Linked DNA regions of Mus musculus: regions 1 and 3 are each linked to region 2. Evidence: chromatin loops called from intact Hi-C (ENCODE). Cell type or tissue: left cerebral cortex. All regions are shown on one strand.

Region 1 (8,000 bases), 71 kb after region 2:
TTGGTCCACAAGGTAGCATAAAGAATCCTGGGAATCCTGCGTGTCTTGCTGCATCTGCTGGCAGTGTGACCTCATCACGTTACTTAACTCCCACGTGGCCAGGTTCCCTGTTTACAGCACCTATAGAGAAGGGTTGTTTCCAAAAGTATACAGTTGGTGTGTAATGAACCAATCCTGAGGTCAGGGAGGTTGTGGCTCAGTTGGTGACGTGTTTGCACAAACATGAGGATTTGATTTGAACTCTATAAAAATACAAGGTATAGTGATATACTTGTAATCCCAGCACTGGAGGGCAGGATAGGAGGATCCCTAGGGCTTGCTAGCCAGCCAGTCTAGTTGAATTCATAAGTCACAGAGTCTATGAGAGATTCTGTCCCAAAAAATAAGGTGGGAAGCAATTGGAAGACACCTGATATCAGCCTCCAGCCTCTACATGAATATTCACATGTGTGTACAGACATAGGAACAGACACATACATATGGAGTGGGGGAAAGGGCAGGAGGGAGGGGTAGAAGGAGAGGGAAGGGGAGAAGGAGAGGGAGGGGGAGAGAAAGGGGAGAGAGGGAAAGGAAGAGGGATGGGAAGAGGGAGAGAAAGGAAGGGGGGAGAGAATAGTACAATAGTTCCTGACCCAATCAAGGCACCTTGTTAACTGTTATTCCCTCTTCTTTCCACTTCCAAGGAAAACTGATCAGTCACCACCTTTGGTCTTTACCTCCCGAGATGCTCTGTTAGCCAAAGTCCTGAGCCTATCCTGAGGTTGTGTTAGATGTCTTCTGTTACTTCCTGAGTTTAGCACTTCTGTTGTACTTAGCAGATTTGGTGCCCTCCCTCCCCTTTTTGGGTCTCACCTGTCAACCTAGCATAGTGTTAGGCCCCATTACCCTTAATTACTATTAGTTAAATCAGTAAATGGATGAGTTGTAGTTAACTAGGGTGATGATATATGGTAGGTTTGTTTGTACATAAGAAATGAATGCACTCAAGGCATAATGTGGACATGAGGCAGCCACCGAGAGAGGCCGACTATGTGATCCATTCTAATGAAGTGGACATCTGATGTAAACTTCTTACAGGAAGAAAATAAGCTCAGGAGATGTTGATTTTTAAAGGACGCTCAATGACTGACATGCACGCTGGTTCATGCCTGTAATCCTAGCACTTGGTAAAGGTAAGGCACGAGGACTCTGACTTCCAGGCCAGTCTGGACCACATACTGAAGCTTTGTCTCCAAAACTAACCAGACCAAAGCGAAAGGGGCCAATAATGTAGATAGTAACTATCTACACCTTGTGAGAATAGGAAAGATTTACCTTTTCCGGCCCCTTCCTGTCTTTCCCCCTGCTTCCTGGGTACTGGAAGGGAGCATCTTTGTTCCATCACACCCTCCCTTTCTTGTTTCAGGCCTGAAGCATCAGATTAAGGACTGAAACCTGGAACCCAAGTAAACCTTCACTCCCCTTAAATAGTTTCTCTCAGCTCCTTAGCAGCAGAGACTCCAGCCGCACATAACTTAAGAAGAGGAGGAGAGAATATTGAGAGACAGACTGCTGAAGTTTCCATCTGTTCAGGGCCTTGTACAGGAAGGTGTCCATCCAGAAAAACAGTGTGATAACTAATGGTCAGGGTTTATTCCAGGAATGGCTTTGGACAAAGCCTGGGAACATAAAAAGTATAATGTGTGGGTTTTAAATTAAACTGCTTGGGAACTTCTCCAGAAGAGTGTATAGTTCTCTCTCCAGGTTACATACGGGTGAGAGGACAACTCACTGACTACTCGGAGATTTAGCCTGGTCCCCTGAGAAAGGTATTACTCCCTCCCAGCCAATCTCCCCTTAAAGGCCTCAGGTGTTGCCACAGTGGCAATCCAGCCTAAGGATGAAATTGGGAGCACGTGACCATACTCAAACCATATAGCATCCACTAATACAAAGCTTGTTCATGGGTCTGAGTGTGCTATTTTACGTCTTCCTAGGAGACAACGGGGAAAATTGTCATCATTCATATTCTTTCTTCAGTGAGCATAACTGAGGTTTTCAAGACCATTTATTGTGGATGTACTACCTTCAGCTATAATAAATCTCAACCATGTAATGCCACTAAAATGTCAGTCTGCTGGTAGAAAAGATGCAGGCCAAACATACATCCCTCATTTAATACAGTTTTATGTTGCTCAGGTTAGCTTCAAACTTGCAGTATAGCCCAGGATGGCCTTGAAGTTATGATCCTTCCACCTTAACTTCCAGAGTGTCAGAATTACAGACAGGTGTGTGCCACCATGCCCAGTTATGTAGGACTAGCATGGAAGCCTCGGCTTCAAACATGTTAGGCTAACTCTGCCAACTGAATTACATCCACAGCCCAACTCCAGAACTTTACTTCATCCAATATAGTGTCTGTGGCAGAACCTAACGCTTATATGAATTTCCTCCTTTTCTGGCCTCAAGAAAAGAACTGCCAGTCGACAGTGGCCGTATTTCATTGTCCTCTTCTTTAGTGATTGAGTGGTGGTTAGAGTTTAGAAAGAGTAGTTATTTTGAGTGCCTCATGCAGATTGCAATAATTCACTTGGGAAGTATTTTTTAAAAGGCATTGGAAGAACCATAAAGCTCTCCTTTCCCTAGGGACCAGCTCTTGACACTCAGGAGGGAGCATAGAAGATTGCTTTCTCTTGGAACTATGTACCCTCACAAGGTGCCGCTTCCAGGCGAAGGCAAAGGAACAGAGCTGCAGGCAGAAGAGCAGACCCTTAAGCAGACTCTATCCAGGCAAAAACTGCCTTGATTTATAGCATTTTGTACGCCTCTTTATCTGTTATTTCAGATCACACATTCCCTGGTGCCTGACACTTGAAGGTATTTCTCTAGGAGTCAATTTATTGTGCCTCCCGGGCCCCAGTAACTTCAGTTTGCTTAGAGCAATCTCACAGAAGAGCACAAAATGGGTTTGACATCTAGTAACCTGAACAGTTTAGCCTGTGGAAGAGTAGCTGTAAGCTGCAGTCTCTCACAGTGGTGGTTAATGACTAAGTGCTAACTAGCTGTGGCTGAGGTGCTGCGGCTAGAACATCGAGCAGAAAACTATGGCTCATCTGATGAGGTTTAGTGCTGAAGAGCATAGTTGCACCAGATCCCTAGTACGCTGCCTGTAAAGAGAGACCATTGCTTCTTCCCACACCAATCCTCCACACAGGGGATGCAGAGCTTGGTAGAACTGAAAGTTCAGCTGATATTTTCAATTCATAGACAGGGGTATCCAGGGCCCAAGGCTGGCTGCAATGTTACTATGTAGCGATCTTCCTGACTCCACCGGGAAAGCGCAGGTATCTCAGGCATGGTGTGCACGCCTGGTTTATGCGGTGCTGGGAATCAGTCTAGGTGCTGGGTTTGTTTCCCAACCGAATCATAAGTGCTAGGTTAGCACTCTATCAACTTAGCTATACCTAGCCTCAGTTTTTAGCTATCTCCAGCCTCAGTTTTTAATCTTTAACTGAGACAATCTCACATGCTCTCAGTTGCTGATTCCACTGCCTCGGGCTGGTATCAGTGCTGGGTTTGCAGGTGTGCATTACTACACTAGGCATGACTGAGTTCTTTACAAATGGAGAAATGTCACTGTACAACCCCATAAAGTTCGTCATGTTAAATGGTCAATGTGGACAGTACAGTCTCACATGGTACCTCAGGCCTACTAAGTAGTTGAGGGTGGCTTTGACTTCATACCAATCTTCCTGTTGCAGTTTCCTAAGTGCTAGGATTACAGGCAAGAGAACCATGCTCTAGGTAATGGGTTCAGACCACGTGACCTCGTCTCAAATAGAGAGCTCACTCTTTTCATTTCCCTTTAAACTGAAGATAGAATCCAGGGTCAGAATTTTGGATTTGAGTTAGAATTAGTAACTATTTGTATACACACCTTTTCCTTACATGGGCACCTCTATTGTTTTGCTGCAGTTAAATCATCAGCAAACCTGGGAGTATCTTGGATATGAGAACAAAGAGCTGAGAAAATGGATGGGTACGGTGGCACACACCTTTAACCTCAACATTTCAGGTGCAGGAAGCTCTCTCTGGGTTGGAGGTCAGCCTGGTCTACATAGCCAGTACCAGGCTAGCACCAGCTACATTGTAAGGCCTTGTCTAAGAACAGTAGCAACAAAAAGAACCAGGAAACTTAATACTGCAGAGACTACAAGATGTGGCTCCTCCAAGTGTCTCTTTAGATATGACACAGGCACACTGAACATCAAAAGGAAACAGTTCTGTTTGGAAGAGGCTACTCTCTGTTCTTTGTGGTTTATGTTTTAGGCAGAGACATGTTAGTGAGTGAGTGCTTCACACCCACTTGGTTCTATCTCATCCGTTTGTCCCATCCAAGCAGATGTGATATCCCCCCCCCACCCCCGTACTGAATTTAAATCTGCAGTTTAGCAGGAAAGGCACATGTGCGTTCGAAGAAGAAGGCAGATGGGATGATTGGAGGCGAACCAGGCCTGGGGAAGGAGTGGCTAAACCTTCACAGGGGTTTTCCAAGTATATCTGAGTAAGTGGAACACGCTCATCTCTAAGGGCAGCTTTTACATTGAATGAGTAGAGGAGGTGGAGGGTGTGACTGTGTTGAGACAGAAGGCTGACATTCCAGGGAGAGGAGACAACACAAGACCTTAAGGTGGAAAGTATATTTCCTTATCAAGGAAAATGCCCACAGTCATAGGGTCAGACATCTGCATTATTGTTATAAACCTGAGGATCTCAGCCATCAACTTGTAGAGTTAGTGTGCACCTTTCTGCTTTACAAAGAAGGCCACTGTTAAGCAGTGCTCAGTCACTATGTTGCCTTCTTTCTTTTGTTTCCCAGAATTTCAACATTGTGACATTTATTCACTATCAACTACTTAACTCACACTTGTACCACCAACCCTTGAGGTCCTGAGATGCCAATGAAAACAGATGAGCTTTGCTCTCCAGGCAGCCTGTGTGAACAAGAGCCATGGCATAACAAAAGGCAGGTCACTCCTGGCTTCAGAACCAGAAAGAACCAAAATATGACAGACCCTCCTCCACCCAGTCCATATCTTTCCCCCACCCTCCCTCATATGATCTCCTTCGCAAACTGCTTCTTTCAGGCTGTAATCCCTCCTAGGGATTTCTTAAGCTCTCCTTTATTTCAACATTTAATTTTTCGTTATTGTGATAAGAAGTATCATACACACGCACACACAAAATGAAGTTTACTATTCAAACCATTTCGGGTGTGTAATTTAATGCCACTGATAGATGTGTTCACACTCCTCTGCAGCAGATGTGTTCACACTCCTCTGCAGCAGATGTGTTCACACTCCTCTGCAGCAGCCTCCAGAATCAGTTCCCAGAATCTTTTCATCATTCCAAACAGAAATGTCTCAGAAATGAAATGATAACTATCTTTATTTCCCTTTCCTCACTGTACCTGGTAACCTCTATTCTACTTTCTCTTACTATGAATTTGCCTATGACTGGTAACTAGTAAAAGTGGAATTAGGTTTATTTCATTTACATATTATCTAACTTCATTCACATTGTGGTATGCATTAGGATTCTCTTCTTTTTAACGAGTGAATATTATTCCCTCATAGTCATACCATGTGTTGTTTACACTCCTTATGGAGATCTGGGATTGCAGGGTTATGTTCCATACCCTCACTGGCCGAAATCCCTTTATGACAGTTGTCAAAAAATTTTTTAAAAAAGTCTTTTAAAACATTACATCCCACACTCTAGGTCTGGAATAGATACTGTGACATAGGGAGGGTAGCCTTGATTGGAGCAACAGAAGAACACATATCCTAAATACTAGAGTCTTTCTGGCTGAGACCAGAAGAGGCTGTTAGAGATATCTGAACAGGAGAGTTCTGTTGAGGATACTAGCCCTGGGGCTAATTATATTTGATGTTAATTCCGTTCTCCGGTGAGGGGTTGTGAACAAGGAATGAGTCAGCACTCAGGTGATTTCCTGTAAACCTGCTTCCCACCTTAATTTGTAAAATAAAAGCTAGAGCTGGTGACTGGGCAGAGAAAAGAGGAGAAGGTGGAGTTGAAGGTTGGGGAGAGAAAGGGAGAGAGGACAAGGAGGACAGAGGAGGAGGTGGAAGAACAGCTGAGCAGAAGCACATGGCCTGGAGAAACTACAAGTTATATGGGGTCTCACAGATGGTGAAGATGATAGTGTAGTGGTAGATGTGCCCAATCTAGGTGCACAGCATGTATTCATATTAATTGAGTTGCGTTTTCATTGCTGGGCATATTTGGGTTGGAGATTTCCCGCAACATCGTTAAATAGAGTCTGTGTATCCCGAAGGCATCCAAGGTGGCTCTACATAATAAACTTCCAGAAAATCGGGACTTGATGCTCAGCTGCAAGGTCTGGGTTCTGACAAGAACCTAGATGAACCTGAAGAGGATTTGCCCTCAGACCCTGTGCTAAGCTCCAAGCCTATGGACATCCATCTCAATTTGCTCTCTGAGCAGAGACTCCAGCCATGTTGAGACACGATGAACCAGGTCACACCACACCACACTCACTCTGACTTGGAGCAAGGAGCTAACGTATTGACATTGTTCAAGCCACTGAATTTAGGAGTCAGTACTTAGTTCTTCCATACTCCAAATATACCAGTGCTCTGATGCCAATGTTCCCTTCCTCCCCTCCCCCAGTGTCTCCCCACCACCTCACATCTCCCCCAGATCCCACCCTCCTTTGCCTTCAGACAAGAACCGCCCTCCCAGGGACTTCAAGCAAACATGGCATAGCAAGCTACATAACACCAGACTCAAAGCATCATATCAAGACTGGACAGGCAACCCAGTAGGAAGAAAAGGGTCCCAGGAGGAGACAAAAGAGTCAGGGACAGTCCCTGTTCCCACTGTTAAGATTCTCAAGAGGACATCAAGTTACTCACCCAAACATATATGTAGAGGATCTAGGTCAGACCCCCTATAGGCTCCCTGATCTCTGTGAGTCCCCATGAGTCCCACTTAGTTGATTGGGCCATGTTCTTGTGATGTGTCTGACCCCTCTGGTTCCTCCAATCCTTCTTCCCCACCCCTCCATAGGACTCCCAGGTCTCAGCGTAATGTTTGACTGTGGTACTCTGTATCTGCTTCCATCTGTTGCTGGATGTATTCTCTGCTACCTTTGAGGTTCTGCTAGAGCCTTTCTTCTTTAAGTTGCTTTTGTTTCAGTGGTGAGAAAAGAAAACCAAGACCACAGCTTAGACAGTAGTATACTCACCTTGATGGGAAACATCTTCAGCTGACTACAGTCCTTAGTGAGAAATTCAGATTCGATATGGACTTTAATCCTTATGCGAACCAGCCATATTACAGACTGAATATTATAAGTTCATTAACTTTAAATATTGATATGGCAAATCAGATTGTTTTCTATTGCACGTGAGCAATGAAAACCTGCTTACGGAGGCAGGGGGCCATCAAAGCGAAAGAAGCATCAGAGTCCATTTGATGTTTTTAGAAATTCCCCAAAGCTCAAGCTGGGAGTGGAAAGCTCTGTGGTTAGTAACATCCTTGACAAAGGTGCAAAATCAGTATTACCTAATACAGTCACTTTGCCTAATAGGAGGCTGAGGTGAGAAAGGCCAAGTTGTTTGTTTGAGGTTGCTCAGTAGGTGCTGGAACCACCAAGCATGATTCAGACTGCACTGCACTGAGCATCTGACAGGGTGGTTCCTGGAAGAAGCTCTGATGGCTTCCCCACCCTCCTCCTCCACAGGAAGAGCTCTGCAGTGCTTTAGAGCCTTTTGGGTTGCCAATGTCATCAGCAAATTCATCTTTAGTTTGCAAGCTCTGCCTTGAAGAGCAGTACCCTTCAGGACGCTCTACCCTGCAGAACAGCGGGGCTCTCTAGTGAGTCAAGTCTGGCCTAAAGATAACAACAGCTGTCTTCCTGTGCTTGTGGAAGGAGTCTGAGCTCTCTGAGAGAGTTTTCTCTCTTTTCAAATGGA
Region 2 (8,000 bases):
CCAGTATATATACATCAGAGGTGTATCAAACCTAAAAGATAGCCCTGAGCAATAACTCTGTTACTAATCCCTCCTAATAATGGGTTAAAAAGATGTAGCTTACCTGCAACACTAGTGATTGTTACTGGAACTCCCTGAACTTGAACACCCGCAGCACCCAGGTTGGCAACGCTCACTGTCTGAAGGTTAGGCACTGATGCAAGCTGGGCAGTATTCAAAGTTATTGGGGCACCAGCAACAGCCACAGGAGCAATCTGAGCAAGAGTTGTGCCACCACTTGAAGACACTGGGGTGATGGTTAACTGCTGGGATAACCCAGCATTCTGAACTTGCAAATTTGAAAGACTTTGAATATTCTGGACCTGGACAGTTTGCCAGCTGATTTGCCCTGAAGGTGTTAAAGTTGGAGCCCTGATAAGTACCTGAGTCGGGTTTACTGCTTGAAGTTGAACATTCTGCAAAGGCTGCTGCTGGATGGTCTGAATTGTCTGCCCTGACTGGAGCTGAAATGACTGTGGTGGGATAGCTTGAATAATCTGCTGCTGAGGCTGCTGGATCTGGATTTGCTGCAGGATAGGCTGGCCTACAATCTGTACTTGTTGAAGGGAATTTGACTGGTCTTGTGCATTCTGAATTCCGTTGGACTGAAGCTGGCTGGAGCTCTGGGCTTCAGACTCAGTAGCAGCAGGTGTCTGTGGTTCTTCAATGGTGCGTTCAGAACTACTGGCTGATGTGCTTGCATACTGGCCTGTATCTGCTGAGCTCACTAATGTGTCACTGCTCGTCAGAGTTGTTGATGCGGTGGTTGTGCAGGTAGTAGAGGAGGAGGGCGATTCAGGCATAGTACTGGCGGGAGCAGTGCTGGTGGTGGGCGTAGAAACTAACTGATTCCCATTGGAAGTCCCACTGTCAGTAGTAGTAGTAGGCTGGCCGACTTGTCCAGTCCCTCCTCCAGCAGTCACGTTATTTATTACTGGCAAAGCTAAAGTCACTCCTCCAATGTTAATTGGTAGGGTTGTTACAACTTGAGCCTGAGTACCAGGAAGGGTCTGCAATTGCAATGGTATTGAAACGCCAGGTCTAATTTGTACTGGAACTGTCTGATTTGCCAGGTTTTGAGCAAGGATATTCCCAGAAGCTGTCCTGTTAGCAGCCGTGAGGATAGCTTGATTATTACCTGCAGAAATGAGCTGAATTTGACCCTGCAAATCCTGTAGAGATGAACTACTAGTTGGGTTGATTTGAATTTGCTGGCCTTCCACCGTCTGAAGTTGGGGGATCACTTGGTACTGTACACTACCGCTTGGGTTTTGTACTTGTATGACTTGAAATTGATTAGGGGTGGAAGGATTACCTGATTTAGTTTTTGTAGGAGAGGAACTCCCGTTATTACTGCTGGAAGAACTAGATGAACTAGAAGCTGGCTGAGAAACGTTATTTTCTTTTGAAGCAGGAGGAGTGGAGGCAACAAGTTGCCAAGCGTTTCCAGCAAGCTGCGTCGTCACCAGTTCTAGCTGCTGTGGCTGATTCTGAAGTTGCACCAATCCTTGGCTTGGATCTATAATAATCTGCTGTTGTCCAGTTGCTTGATTTTCACCAGGAGTCCCTATTTTGCTGCAAGTAGCTGCCAGTAAAGCCAGAGGAGAGGGCTGAGAGTCCTACCCAAAATGGGAGGGGAAAGGAGAGGGAGGGGAAAAAAGTGGGCGGATTTAGTGGAAGACAGCAGTCGGGAGGGGGTTATTTATTTTGAGAGCTCTAAGTATCAGAACACACTCAATAGGCAGCAGAATTAAAAAGGAAATATGAACAAAAGCAGGTGATAGAAGCTATATGAATAAAAAGGCAAGTCCTATTACATAAAGTTTAAATAAAAAGGAATTTTCTGGTAAACTTTCTTAAAGTGTTATTCTTCTAAACTCAAAATGCCCTTGGGAAAATAGACACCTTCTTCTAACAGTCTGAATTCCTGGTGTAATATAAACATCGTTATAGCCTCAACGATGGGAAATCTTCAAGAATTTACGATTTAAGTTCCTCACTCAGAAAGATGCTTTGAATGGATAAACATTTTTATTCTGTTCTTTACTTCTGGGTACTTAAAGAGCATAACTCCCTCTCTTCCCTAAAGCTTTGTGTTGAATTTTCTTTTAACGTTTGCTTTTACCTGGGAGCCTGAGGTTTTGGGTTTTTTATTGTTATTCTCTGGCTCAGAGGTTTTCCCTCCTTCTGTAGCCATCGCCGCTGCCGCCTCCTCCTCCTCCTCCTTCTTCTGATCTGCAACAACCCCCCACCACCACCAACACACACGACAACAGGTTATTAGGATTATTATTATTCGTTCTCCTCCCTTCTTCCCCCTCCCTCCTCTTGAACATTAATCTCCGTAAACCCGCGATCCGTGCACACCGGCAGGGGGTGGGGGAGAAGGAGGGTAGGGAGGAGGGGGCTCTCACGAAACGTGGTTTGAAACCCGACCCATAGGCTCCAGAGCAACACCCAGAAGGAGGTTGTTCTAGCTCAGACATTAAGACAAAACACAGCCCTCCTTCCCTCCCCCTGGTTCCCTCCCGCCCTCTCCTCCTCCCCTTCCAGCATCTCGGCGGCCCCGGGGGAGGGGGAAGCGAGCAGGGTCTGGGGAGGGAGGGACGAAGGGAGGCGGTGAAGGAGACCGAGGGGGGTGGAGAATACGTACCGCTCATCCCGCATTAACAGGACAAACCCTCTCAGAGACACTGGGATAGAGGTGGGTGGGGGTGGGGGCGAGGCGGGAGGAGAGGCCGGTCCCGCCCGCCCGCGGTGGCTCGGAGGAGGCTGTAGCTGGCACAGGCTCTGCCTCTTTTTCCGCGAATGGCCGCCGCTGGGCTGTGGCGTAGCAGCTCCTCTCTCCGCCCGAGCCCGGCTGACTCGCCCTTGATTGACAGCGGCGGCGCGCGGCGAGGGCGGCGGCGCGGGCCGGGGGGCGGAGCCAGGGCGGCGCGAGCGCGGCGACTCCCCACCCCCCTCGGCCTGCCTCCGCCGGCGCCGCCGACTCTCCACCCCTTCCCCCAGCGGATTGGCCGCCGACCTGCCGGGGCCGGGGCGCTGGGGCCGCCCTTTCTCCTCCCCTTTGCCCGGCTGGTGCTCGCTGCTGTTCGGCTTCTGCCTTCCCGGCCCGCGGAGCGTGCCCTCTCGGTGAGCTAGCTGCGGTTTGCTGCCGGCAGGCCCTCCATACAGCCAAACTTGTTGTCTCAGGATATCCCGCCCCCTACTCAGTTCCCGGCGCCCTCCACTCAAAAGCGCGCCGCAGCATCCTGCGAGGGGCCGCGGAAGGAAGACATGGAGCTAGGCTTAAGGGAGAGGAGCGGGGCGAGCGCGGGGAAGCGTGAGCTCCCTGCGATCCCGTGGTCTGAGTGGACTGCCAGCTGCCCCCTCGGCGTGAGCATGGCTTTTCCTAAGGCGCATCCGGACCCGGGCGCCCTTTTTCCCTGGCTCGGCTCTCATTGGATGAGGCCGCTGACGCACAGTGAGTCGTGGGAGGAGGCGGGCGGGCCTCTCCCGCAAAGGCTTTCGGGCCTCGTAGTTTTTGACGGCTATTCCGATTGAGGCACCGCCTTCCTCCCGCCCCCGAACGCGGCCTGGCTGCGGAGCCTAGAGCTGCCCGAGGGGGCGGTGGCAGCAGGGCGTGGCCGGGGCCGAGTGGGAGTTGAACCCCGCGCGGGGGGGAGGGAGAAATGGGTGTTGTTTGCCTGGGCCTATCGGCCGAGTGGGGCTGCCCGAACCGCCTCTGCCACCGCCCCCTCAGCTGAAAGCCGCTCCCCGCGGGGCGAGCTCACACCCGGAGCGCGCGGCGATTGAGCGGACCGAGGTGTTGGGAGGCGGGGTCTGGTGTCCTCGGGGTTTGAATGAAGCTGACTTGGGGTACATCCCCTTCGCCCTGCTTTCTTTGCTCACCTAGCTTGCCGGGGCCTCCGGTCTCAGCGCGAGGCCTGTGTTCCCACCGAGCAGGAGCTTCCATTTTATTTGTCGTATCTCTGGCTGGCTGCTGGTGCAGATTAGTGACTTGTCTTCTAGGGTGGCCACGAGTGCGCCTTAGAGTCTGCGTTCTTGGCGCGCTTCTCGCTCCTAGAGGTCTCACAAGGTTGTCCGGGCAAAGGAAAGCCTGGCTGCATGTGGGTCAGCTCTGGTCATGGTTTTAGCGTAAGCTTCTAGGCAAGTGGAATTCACAGCTAGCTGCGCAAAGCACTTTGTCAAATGCTCCTGAACCGGCCCCTAGCTTCTCTCCAAAGACATGAAATCAAGATACCAGGGACCGACCATATGAGCGACTGATGAAGTGTACCAAAGCTGGAAATAAGTCCCTAAAAAGAACCTTGGGACAGGACACCATTACACACTAGGCTTAAAGCGTTCCACATTTATTGACGTGGACCCCACATTCAGCTTTGGGTGTTTTTGTCTGGTGCCTGAGGTCTGACATATTGTAAGAGTGAGTGAGGAGTCTGGTTCTGTACTTTACTAGTGTTTCCTTGCTCAAGTATTTAGGGTGATGACAAAGCTGTAGCAGTAAAGTAAAGAAGCTGGAGTAAATTACAATGTTGCCTACTCCATTTTATGAGCTGAAGATACTATAGTAATCTCCTCCCATACACATCCCAATTCACTAGATCTTAGAAAGCTCAGAAGTGCTTGCTATATTATAGATACACAGTCTCACCTCAAGCACCGCCCCGATCCAGTTCGCCATAGTGACTGAAGACCAGGCATGAATTGGAGAGTTCCTTGTGGTTCTCTTTAGACAACTTGCCTTAGAGAAGTAATCGCAGCGTATTTAGATTTACAAAATGTCCTAAAGGTTCTGCTCCCTGTTGGTAAGTACTGGTATCCAGGAAACAGGGACAACCCTAACTTTTCTGAGGACCAAGAGCTGCAAGTTTCTAGCTGAATGTTTGCATCCCCAAGACCTAAACTCTGATACTGGGACTCTGTCCCTTGATTTTTGGAGTCAAGAGTCTTTGGTGCATTGTGGTTAGATGAGGTCACTCATGAATAAAACTTAGCAATCTTAGAACTTCTATCCTTTATTTTGCTGCCCCCCCATGTGAAGTACAATGACCACAAGACCCTCTCCAGAACCTGACAGTCCATGTCTTTATATCAGGCTCCTTCTAAAACGGTTAAAATAAACTGTTGTTGATAAGCTCTGGGTTGTGTTATAGCAGCCAGAGCTGATTAAAACACTGGCTGAGTCTTGAGACCTGGTGACAAATAAACTGCTTCTTAGGAACTCTTATCATATTATTATCCATGTAACAGAAGGCTTAGCTAGATGAGATATTGCCAAGAGGACAGCCACTCCCGTAGTACCATCCTAATTTAACCTATGTACTGTTGTACTGTGGTTGGCTTAATATTTCTTTAAATCGTTTTGCTTGATTTTATAGCAGTTATTTTAAGAATTTTATATTAGCTGAGCATGGTGGCTCATTCCTTCAATTCCAGCACTTGGGAGGCAGAAGCAAGTGGATCTTGTGAGTTTGAGGATAGCCTCGTCTATATAATGAGTTCCAGGCCGGGCCAGCCAACCAATATAGTAGGGCACTTTCCTTAAAATCTGATGAAAACCAGTTCTGCTATAGAAATGACAATCCCTAACAAAGACTCTCCTTTGACCAAACTTGAGCCATCCTCTAAATCTTATTTCTAACTTAGCCTTTTAGCTCTGCTTGCTTAGTCCAGTTTTAGCAAGTAAACCTGATGGGTCAGTTTAGTGACAGCCTCCCACCCTTGGAATCTAACCAAATTCCTTATCACCTGTTCTTGATATCACCCACAGTGGTAGTTTTGTCAGTAATTTTCTATCCACTGACCTACCTGTTCTTGACTGCATATCTCTACTTGCTCTTCTTCTAGGCACAGTTGAGCTGGGATTGCATTCATGCAGCACCACACCTGGGTTATGTGGTGCTGCTAATCAAACCCAGGGCTTCATGAATGCTAGGCAAGCAGTCTGTCACTGAGTGACCTCCCCAGCTTGAATACTATGTTTAACTCCTGAAATATCAGCCTCCTGGAGTGGAGGCCAAAGGCCAGGCAGGACTTTGAATCTGCATAGTGTTGAGAATAGTCAGGCAAGGAGATTGAAGCAGCTCTACAGGTGGCTTGATTAAATAGCTTAGGAGGAGGAACTTGGGCCCAGATATGACATGAATGAGAAAGGTTTCTTTTCTGAGTCACCTTCAGTTTCTCTCTAACCTAAAAGGCTTCGAGAATCATCCAGCCTAAAACAGTTCCATGTTTACGATCCACCTTTCCACAAAGTACACTGAATGAGAGTAGTTGATCAGGAATCAGACACCACCTCGAATGATGTATTTACAAGTGGCCTCATTAGTCCATAAGAGACAATGCATGGTACCATAATAAAGGCCTGGAAAGTGTTCAAAACTGTATTTAAAATGTAAATTTCTTACCCAGTAATAGCCATTTTTAGAAAGCAGAAAGTGCCACGCACACCCCAGTGAAGTCTTCTTGGCAGGCCGAGAGGCCTGGAAGCACTCACGAGGCAAAGAGGTTCACGGAAACTCACCTCCTGGAGCTTTGGTGTTCTCATTAACCCGTATACTCATACCCTATTCCTGCGTTAGTCTGGTGCATGGATCCACGTGCTCTCTTTTAGTATTATTTTATTATAAGTGCCTTTTAAGATTGAATTCTGACATAGCTAAGCCTTCGCCAGTGTTCCAACATCCTTGAAAGTCCTTGAACTGACCATGGGCTTGGAATTCAGTAACAATGTTGCCTATTCAGTGACATTCAGAATTGCCTCTGGTATTACTCTATCACTTAGAATAAAAGCCAAGTTGCTCCCATATACAGGAATTTACAATGGTTTAGGAAGTAGATCGGGCTGTGATTTTAGAGTTTTGCATTCATGAGATGGTTAGCTAGAACGGAACTCCCTAATTAGAACCATGACTTGGGTGTGAAAGCTCTTGACCTAGGAATGTAAAGACCTCACACCTGGCTTCTAAGACTATAGCTGACCTTAGATAGGGCTGACTTTGTCTCAGTTGTTTTATTGCCCAGTTCCTGCCAGTCTTTGTGTTTACATTCCTCTGTTTTGTGTAAGAGTCATTAAGCATCCAATAACCTCATTTGTACCTTGCCGATGTGTCATCTAACTTTCCTATTCTGTATAAAAAGTTTGATGCTCAATTTGACAAATTACATTCAGATTCTACACAATCTCGCGTGTTGGTCTGTCTGTCACTCGCCAACTCCTTGCCCATCTGCACCCAGAGACCCGTTCCACTCAGACAAGGGACCCAGAGGGTCTGCGGCAAGAAAGAGTTCAAAGTAATTGACTTGAATATAGAGCATTTGCAAGAAAATGGATAAAAGTTGACTGAATGTGTGGGCCTTTTAAAATTTATAAATAGTGTTTGTAAGTGGCATTATCGAATGTAAATGACCAAGTAACAAATACAGATAAGGACCCAGACAGCCTGTGTATGAACAGCTAGAATTAATAGCTTGGTCTTTCATCCCGTATGCTCAGTTCCTTCACGGAAAACTAATGTACAACTATAATTCATGATTTTTAGGCAGAGGCATGAGGTTCACCAATGAGTTCCAGGACATACGTTCTAGACTATATATAGCAGTAACATGCCTCAAAAACAAACAAACAAACAAAAAACTTGGAAAAAAAAAAAAGAAAAGAAAAAGCAAACAAAACCCATTACATTTCACGCTTTTTAGCACATCAAGTTTTTTATGTCAGCCAGTTTATTTGTTGTTAATTCAAATTAGGATAAAATGAATAGTTCTTGGAAAGTACTGGGGCATAATATTGGTTTATGCATTCAGAGGACTATAATGTAGCCAGCAAATAAAAGATGTTTAGTCATTGTAAAAGTTGAAATATAAACAAAATCATTTTCTTAAGACTATATAAGGTTGATAATCAAAAAATTCATCATAAACCTGGCTTTGCAGTGTGCATGGTAATCTCTTGTCTG
Region 3 (8,000 bases), 250 kb before region 2:
ATCAACTGTTAAGCTTGTAGATTATCCTCAGGGACCAAGAGGAGGTTGAGCAACACAAATTATAGCATGTGTGAAGTTCAGGGTGTCCTTACAGATAATGCCCGGAACAATACATGCTAAAACACTTGCTAATCCAGAAAACGGGATACCTTCCATAAAAGATGTAGATCACCAAAACAAATCTAAAGAGAAATAAAATCTCAATAACTTCCTATCTATTAAAGAAATCCATTACTGAAAAGATTCCCATGAAGAAAAATATTGGTCCAGACACTTTCACGGATTAATTCTACCAAATACTTTAGCAACAAATAATACCAGTCCCACGCAAAGTATTAGAAGCAAGACACATGATGGCAGCATTTCTCTGATGCAAAAATCAAACAGGTTACACAGAAAACACTACAGACCAGTATGCTCTGTAGTAAAGATTTTTAAAAATATCGAATAAAATCACAACATATTGTATTCAGCAAATATGTAAGAACAAGGCCTCGTTTTATGCCAAGAACGTAAGACTGAAGGACTGTTTATCATTAGAAAGACAATTGCTATAATGTTCAGTAAATCGACAGAATAACAGAAAACATGTAAAAAGCTGTAAACAACAAAATCTGTGGAGGAAAACACAGTTGAAAACTCCAAGCTTTGGCTAAGTAAGCTTCCTTAACTAGAATATTAAAAAATCAAGATAGTAGCCGGGCGGTGGTGGCACACGCCTTTAATCCCAGCATTTGGGAGGCAGAGGCAGGTGGATTTCTGAGTTCAAGGCCAGCCTGGTCTACAAAGTGAGTTCCAGGTCAGCCTGGGCTACACAGAGAAACCCTGTCTCAAAAAACGAAAAAACAAAACAAAACAAAAAAACAAAAAACAAAAAAAAAAAAAAAACAAAAAAAAAAACAAACACCAAAAACTAAAAAAAAAAAACAAAAAACAAAAAAACCCACGGAGATAATTGGTAAATATTTCATGATATTCAAAACTTTTATCTTTGATGGGCATCATCAAAATTGCAAAAAAGAAAGCCACAAAATAAGAGAAAAGTTTCATATTGTGTGTTATCTAATAAAGGAACTGTTTACACAATACAGCATTAAGCACACACACACACACACACACACACACACGCACACACACACACAAAACTCTTTCTCTCTCTGGGAATGGCCAATAAACACATGAAAAATTACTCAAGACTGTGAGCCTTAATGGAAATATTAAAGTAAACTCATAATGACACACTACAATGGCTCAATTAAATCAGCTAAAACCTACCAAATAATATCATAATGTCAGCATTGCTAACAATGTTAGATATTTAACAACATAAAGCAATGGAATTCTCACTCACTAATGGTGAAAGTTTAAAAGGAGTCAATGACCTTTGCAATGTTGCACATTTTTTTCTAAGTAAAGCATGCATTTGCCACATGACCAATCTTAAATATACCCCTAGAAGAGACAAAAAATGTGTTCATGCAGAGATTTTCACAATGTTCATAGCAGGCTTATTCACAAAGGCTATGGATTGGAATCAAGGCAAAGTCCATCAACTGGTGAATGGGTAAAGGGCGTGCAATATGTCTGTACAGTAGAATACTCAGTGATTAAAAGAACAAACTCCTGGTCAACACAGAAGCTTGGACTAATCTTAGAAACGAAATGTTTAGATAATGATGCTAGAGAGCAGGAAGGAAATTGTAGGCTTATCACACCCACACTCCCCTTCTGCCTTAAGGAATTGTATATGATCCTGGTCTACATGTATATAGACCAGGTGTATATGACAACTATTCACTGATGGTAAGTAATAAGGAAACCAACATTAAAACAGTTCTTTGGTATTCATAGAACAACTTATTAAGTATAAAAGCTAATTCACATACTATTAAAATATATCAACTTATTTTTACACATGAGTACACACTCGCATGTAGAATATATGTCAATGTGTGTGGAGGCCAAAAAACATCTGATGTCACTCCCGAGGCACTATTTATACCCCTCCACCACTTTTCTTTCACTGTTCTGGTACTAGCAAAGTTAGGCTAGGCTGGCTAGCTAGTAACCCCCAAGATCCAAAATCAAGATAAAATGTGTTCCAAACTTTTTGAAACATGTTGAGGAATAATGGTGTATGTGTAGGGGAGCCTTCCTTAATTAAGTCATGTCTCTACAAGTACAGTAAACGGTGTATGTACATTAAGGTGCTACAATTCATATGTCAGAATAGAGTTGAATCTAAGCTAAGCTGTCTCAGGTAGCATTGGTTATTGTTGTGTTGTGACAACATGTTATGTGTTCAGAACCAAGATTGCAGCGAAAATCACAGAAATGCATCTCCAATTCATTATACATTATATTCTGAATAAATTCTTGTCCTTGCACATTCAGAAACTGTTGCCAACTTTTCCTGGACCCACATTTAGTCACTTGAGCCCCTAAGGGGTCATGGCTCACAGTTTAGAAAGTTGAAATTGATAGGAACTCCAGAAAAGATATATGTAAGCCTTAATCACAGAGAGTTGTGTGTGACAGAAGGATTAGTTTCCAACTGGCACAAGGGGCCTCCTTAGAGTTTAGGAGCTGTCTTCTCAATCTGAATATTTGTGATGTTCCAACAGCTGCTCACTTGATGGAAGCATGCCAGTGCACCAGATTACACCTGGATGACATAATGGAAAAGCTAACAGTCATGATGGGTATCGAAGATGCACCTGCAGGTCTTCTTATGCAGGCTGCTGGTGGCATATATATTGGCTGAGTGTTTGAAGAAAGGAGGTCAGCAATGTATTTTAATCATCGTCTGGCAATTTTACATCTAAGATTTTATTCTGTGGTTGGGGGAAGAGCTCATTACTAAAGGGTTTGCCACACCAGCTTGAGGACCTGAGTTCAGTCAGTCTTCACCACCCATGTAAAAGCTATCTCCAGTAGCACACACTTGCAATTCTAGTGCTTGGGAGGTGGAGACTGGAGGATCCCAGAGGCTTGCCAGCTGCATGGGTGATCTCCCGTGTCAATGAGAGATCTTGCCTCAAAAAGTAAGGAAGAGAACATTTGAGGAAGACACCTCTGGCCTCCATATGCACGCATACAACCGAGCACATACATGCATACACCTGAAGACTCTGAAACAAACATACTTTTTAATAAGAATAAATTTTAGTTTAATATCAAAAACAAAAACAAAACAAACCAACCAGAAAACAAAAATAAGCCTGCCACACCACACAAGGCAATAAAGAAATTGTAGATGAGTCATAAGAGGGATGATTTTGGAGATGTGGTAAATTATACTTCCAAAGATTTTCAATAGTATAGTAAAATATGTACAAAGAACATTACAAAAATGAAACTAAATAAAACCATGCCTCTCTAAAATATAAATTATAGAATAAAGTAGAAAAACTATAACAATCATGATGTCTAGTTGGCAAATAACTTCTCTTTATACATGTCTGCATTTACCAAATGCTTTATAACTTGTGAAAGTTCTGTTTACAATAAAACAGCAATGAAAAAGCTAATATTAAACACTTGGAATTACCACATAACTTGTACATACTGATTTGAGTGCTGGTTTCATTACACAAGGGGTGAGTCTATCATGGAGACAATTATCTCTATAAAGATCATGAGGAAAACTATCTCTATAAAGCGATCTCAGAGAGATAAGTTTTCCATAGGAAATTAAATTCTCTGGAAAAATAAATGGCATGGTCAGAGCGAGCCAACGTTAGGTGGCATAAGTGTACCACAGTATGTGAGCTGCGAGAGAAGCACTTGCCTGAACAGAGCTTTGAGGTTTTCTGGTAATTCGGTTCGACCGGCATATCCTGGGTTCAGAGTAATAAATATTCCAACCGAGGGTTTCAGCGGGATAGTCTCTCCAAGAAATACAAATCTACCATAAAGAGAACGTTGATGGAATTAAATGTGTTCACTGAACATGAATGCACACTGACAAATGCAAGCCCCTGCAAAATGCAAATGTGTATTAGAAAGCTGTTTGTCCTGGGTAATTTTCTTTAAGATTCATAAGCACACACATTTCGAATGTTTTGAAGCATATTTATTAAAAACAACCCCCCTTCCCGTCTAGAATCACAATATGGGAAGCTTTTTCCCCCTCCCCACAGCCTAAAATGGAAGAACGGAGAGCTAGCTGACTGCTTAAGATTTAATCAAAGGTGATGACAGTTTTGCCTTCAGTTCCTTGAATGGAGCACTGCACAGAGAGTATCCATGCTCAAAGGAGCAGGAGGAACGACTCCCTGTCCAGTTTCACCTGCCCGCCCGTTATTCAGTAAATCTCTACTAAGCATCTCTGCATGGTAGGAATGTCTGGTGGTCAGGACAGCAGGCCAGTGGGCTCTGCTAGGCTCAGAGTACAGAGCCATCAATGCCACACATTAGGCATGACAATTATCCTCTTTGTTTCAATTTCCTCATTTAATAAAAAGGGAGAATAATCCTACCTACTGGTGAGGATCTGAAAGAATATGAAATAATGGTTTGCAACACAATACCCAGGGCATAGTAAATATCCAACGGATATTAGCTATGAATACTGCTATCTTCACCACGCTAAGGCTAGGAAGAAACAACGATTTTCAGAAAGAAATTATGAGTGCCCAGTTAGACCTTTGATGACCAAGGCAATAAAATGGTAACAAGCAAAGTAAGCTTTCAGACAGGGCCAAGCAGACAAAATGTAAGGTGACCTCAGAAAGATCTCTTGAAGGAAGGGGGAAGGCTAAAGTGGTGTCTCAGAGGAAGGAGAGCAGAGACACAGATACTGGGGCTTTCTGGGGGATTTAGATACTAGGTAGCTAACAGCAGGTGATTATTTTAATGGTTCAGGTTAAAATGGAGAAATCAGGATTTTCCAAAATGTCAATTAAGGGAAGGCAGGCAAGCTTGGCTCACAGAGGTCAGGAGTGTGGTCAGGGTCTAAGCATCTCTCTCCCAGCATTCATAGCAATGATGGGCAGGGCCTCCAAGCAGAGGGAGGAGCCTCTAACAGATGGACTCAGCTTAGATCTATGGCTTAGAACCTGAAGGGTAAGGAGAATTTAATCAACTCATGAGACCATGATGGAGACTTGCAGCCTGTTTATGAACAGGAAGAAGGAAGAAGGGAGAGGCCTTAAAATGCAGGCAGAGGCACCACCAAGTATGCCTGGGAATTTTCAAATCACTTCTGACTAAATACATAAATCTGCATGACAAAGGACGGCCTCAGATGACTTTATCGGGATCCCAGATAATGGGATTCCGAGTAAAAGTCAAATATGGCCGGGGATCTAACTAAAATTCCACTGAGACAGAACCAGAAGTGAGGTGGGTAAGGCAGCAGGCATCTGGATGTTGGAAGCTGGTGTTAGGACCCAAAGGTGGAAACATATTTCTCTGACAAACTGGAAACTTCTAGAACAAGTGCACAGCTCTGAGAAAGGGATTGGGGTGGGAATCCTTTATCATTGAGGTGGGGGAGAGCAGACTAGAAGTGTTCTCGTGCACAACAGAAGTAGCTGAGCAAAATACCCTAAACATGGGAGAGATGAACAGGCTGGCTAAGCCCAGCTGTATTCGTGGAAGAAGGCCACCAAGAGAACTACATTCACATGGTGTATCATGCTTATTCTGAAATTTTAGTCATCGAATTCCAAATGCTTTGCTTTCGGAATAAGGTGCCACAGGACAAAGAGTTTACATTCCAGATACATCTGGGATGGTGTTGCCCCCAGTCACTCATTGGGAGGGGTCCCAACAAAGCGGGTAGAGATGGAAGATCTGGCACTTTGACTCTAGTGTATTAAATGACAGAGGCTTAGGAGACCTCAACTGCATTCTTGAGTTGCCATATGCAGCCATTTCAGCAGAAGTCTGAATGATGAAGGGAGAGGACATATAGATGCCTGTGCATTATAGTACAGAGGTGAAGCTTGGGAGCTGCATAAAGTCAAAAAGGGAGAAGGTGGAGGCAGGGGGAAGGCCTGCAAGCACGAGCCTGAGAGATCCAGCCTGTCCAAATCCTTTCCATCAATCAACATGGGGCTCTGGAAGGGAGGCCCTGTACTTTCCAGATGAGAGGAAACCTGGAAAGGGACAGTGTGGGGGAGGGGGTGTCCTATGCCTTGGGTGAAGCAAACTCCTTGAGACTTGCCAGAAGGCCAAGAAAGATGAACACTGAAGCCTCTTCACGGACCTCAACACAAAGCTACTAGTAGAGATAGGTGGCTGGGTTATTCAGCATTACTATTTGCAATTATTTTATCCATTTAACATGACAGAGATGAGTTACAAAATTCTGAGAAGGTAAGGTTATCTTCTGACTGTTCGGTGCGAGGGGGTAGGTGGATAAAAAGAACCAAGGAAGGAAGCAAGCAAGCAAGGAAGCAAGCAAGTCAGCCAGATAGCCACAGGCCCACCTCTTTCTCCCGTTCCTGATGGCGTCATGAATCATCTTCACCTGCACTGCCACTACAGACAGAACCTCCACAGCGATGCGGTTGAACTCATCAAAGCAGCCCCATGCTCCCGTCTGCACCAGTCCTTTATAGATGTTTCCTATGGACTACAAGGAGGTGGTAGAGTCAGAGTGGAACAGAGGGTCTGGGACACTGACAGGTGGGACAGCTCTGATCTTAAAAACCAAAGTGCTCCAGGATCCAGAGCACTGGGTACCAACACGACATCACACGTGGAAGAATCCCCATGTTGTTAAGTTTTGCTTCACAAAATGACTAAACCTACTGAGTAAAGTCACCTTAAGTCACAGTAGATGTACATGTAATACAAATGAACTGCATGGTCAGACTTGGACTGCAGGCCTACACTATCACGAAGATGAAAATATAGAAAAACCTGAAAAATTCAGAAGTGAGAAATACTTCATGGCTCTGAGCATTTCAGACAAGGTATATGGCTCTCTCCAAGTGGGATTCATGTGGCTGGAACATATTTTATGCATTTAATAACTTACCCTGTAGTCCATTTGCTCTGAGCAGTTGAATACGTAAACCATCATGCCCAGGGCACGGCCAAGGTCTTTGGTGGTTTCCGTTTTCCCTGTTCCAGCTGGGCCAGCCGGAGCGCCGCTCATGGTCAGATGAAGTGATTGAGTTAAAGTGATGTAACACCTTCACACAACAAAACACAAACACTGCAGTCAAGCCTGCTCTTTTACGGTACACTGAGTCTAAATGATTTTCTTTTAAAAAGTGGCTAAAAACCAAAGCCTAGAAGCAAAAACCAACTGTGAGCTTTGGATTTGTTCATGGCAAATGTGAATCAGCCTTCTAGGTTGGCCATTTAAAACAAGTAGAAAAGAGTGTGCTATTTTATTTACCCACTGTCTCATCTCCTAAGGGCTGAGATAAAAATATCTTTATTTGTGATGTGATTGAATATCTGATACTTCTAGGTGAAGATATTATTAATAAGGTAGATAATACCTCAAACTGGGTATAGACAGACTAGTGAGGGGGAATGGGCCTTAGATGATGATAAGTTAAATATGACTGCATTAAATTGTTCTGTAACAAATACACTAAGAGTTGAAATGTGCATGTATATGTGAGCAAGAATATATGCCTACTTCAATACAGAAGGTGATTGCAAGTGCACGGTACTATACTGACTAAAACACTGCAGTCAACGTACTTTAGGAATTTATTTAGAATGTGTTGCACATGCATTTAGACCATGATACTTATTTGGGTAGGTAGAGGCCAGAGGTTCTGAGACTAAAAGTCTCATCCAAAGGATAGAACTTAATATCTGCAAAAGGAGCAACTAGTAACAAGTATTCCTCAAGCAGCTGGTGATCTTTACCTGGGGTCTCCATGCTATTTCTGTGTTAGTACAGATAGTGACAGTCATGCCTAGAGTTGGTAGACCAGGGACTAAGATCTAAGATCTATTCTGTAGATCATCAGATATCATCAGCCCGAAGCCTTCTGACCTCTGCATCCTGAGGCCTCTTATCTACA

The links. Peaks named below come from ENCODE experiments on the same cell type or tissue, not always from the same donor. Only the 100,000 strongest peaks of a DNase experiment are listed, where the experiment ranks them.
Region 1: a loop joins it to region 2, with 2.2 times the contacts of the local background. A loop is called at or near these places in 8 of 42 quality-filtered maps.
Region 3: a loop joins it to region 2, with 2.0 times the contacts of the local background. A loop is called at or near these places in 2 of 42 quality-filtered maps.

The regions. Positions count from the first base shown.
Region 1 is chr12:118,369,076-118,377,075 of GRCm38, forward strand. No RefSeq gene overlaps it. Among named protein-coding and RNA genes, the nearest start is that of Sp4, 72 kb to the left of the region's middle. In left cerebral cortex, no CTCF peak of the experiment used is centred here; DNase peaks (open chromatin) are centred at 4,477, 5,294 and 7,828.
Region 2 is chr12:118,298,535-118,306,534 of GRCm38, forward strand. It overlaps Sp4 (trans-acting transcription factor 4), which reads right to left and starts at 2,906. Exons shown (of 6, transcript NM_009239.4): 1 at 2,693-2,906; 2 at 2,165-2,274; 3 at 104-1,658. The coding sequence starts at 2,699. In left cerebral cortex, CTCF peaks have their summits at 2,841 and 3,627; DNase peaks (open chromatin) are centred at 657, 1,604, 2,958 and 3,583; H3K4me3 peaks cover 3,454 bases; H3K27ac peaks cover 2,513 bases.
Region 3 is chr12:118,053,303-118,061,302 of GRCm38, forward strand. It overlaps Dnah11 (dynein, axonemal, heavy chain 11), which reads right to left. Exons shown (of 82, transcript NM_010060.3): 33 at 6,992-7,148; 34 at 6,438-6,583; 35 at 3,791-3,907. Among named protein-coding and RNA genes, the nearest start is that of Dnah11, 140 kb to the right of the region's middle. In left cerebral cortex, a CTCF peak has its summit at 3,752; a DNase peak (open chromatin) is centred at 3,761.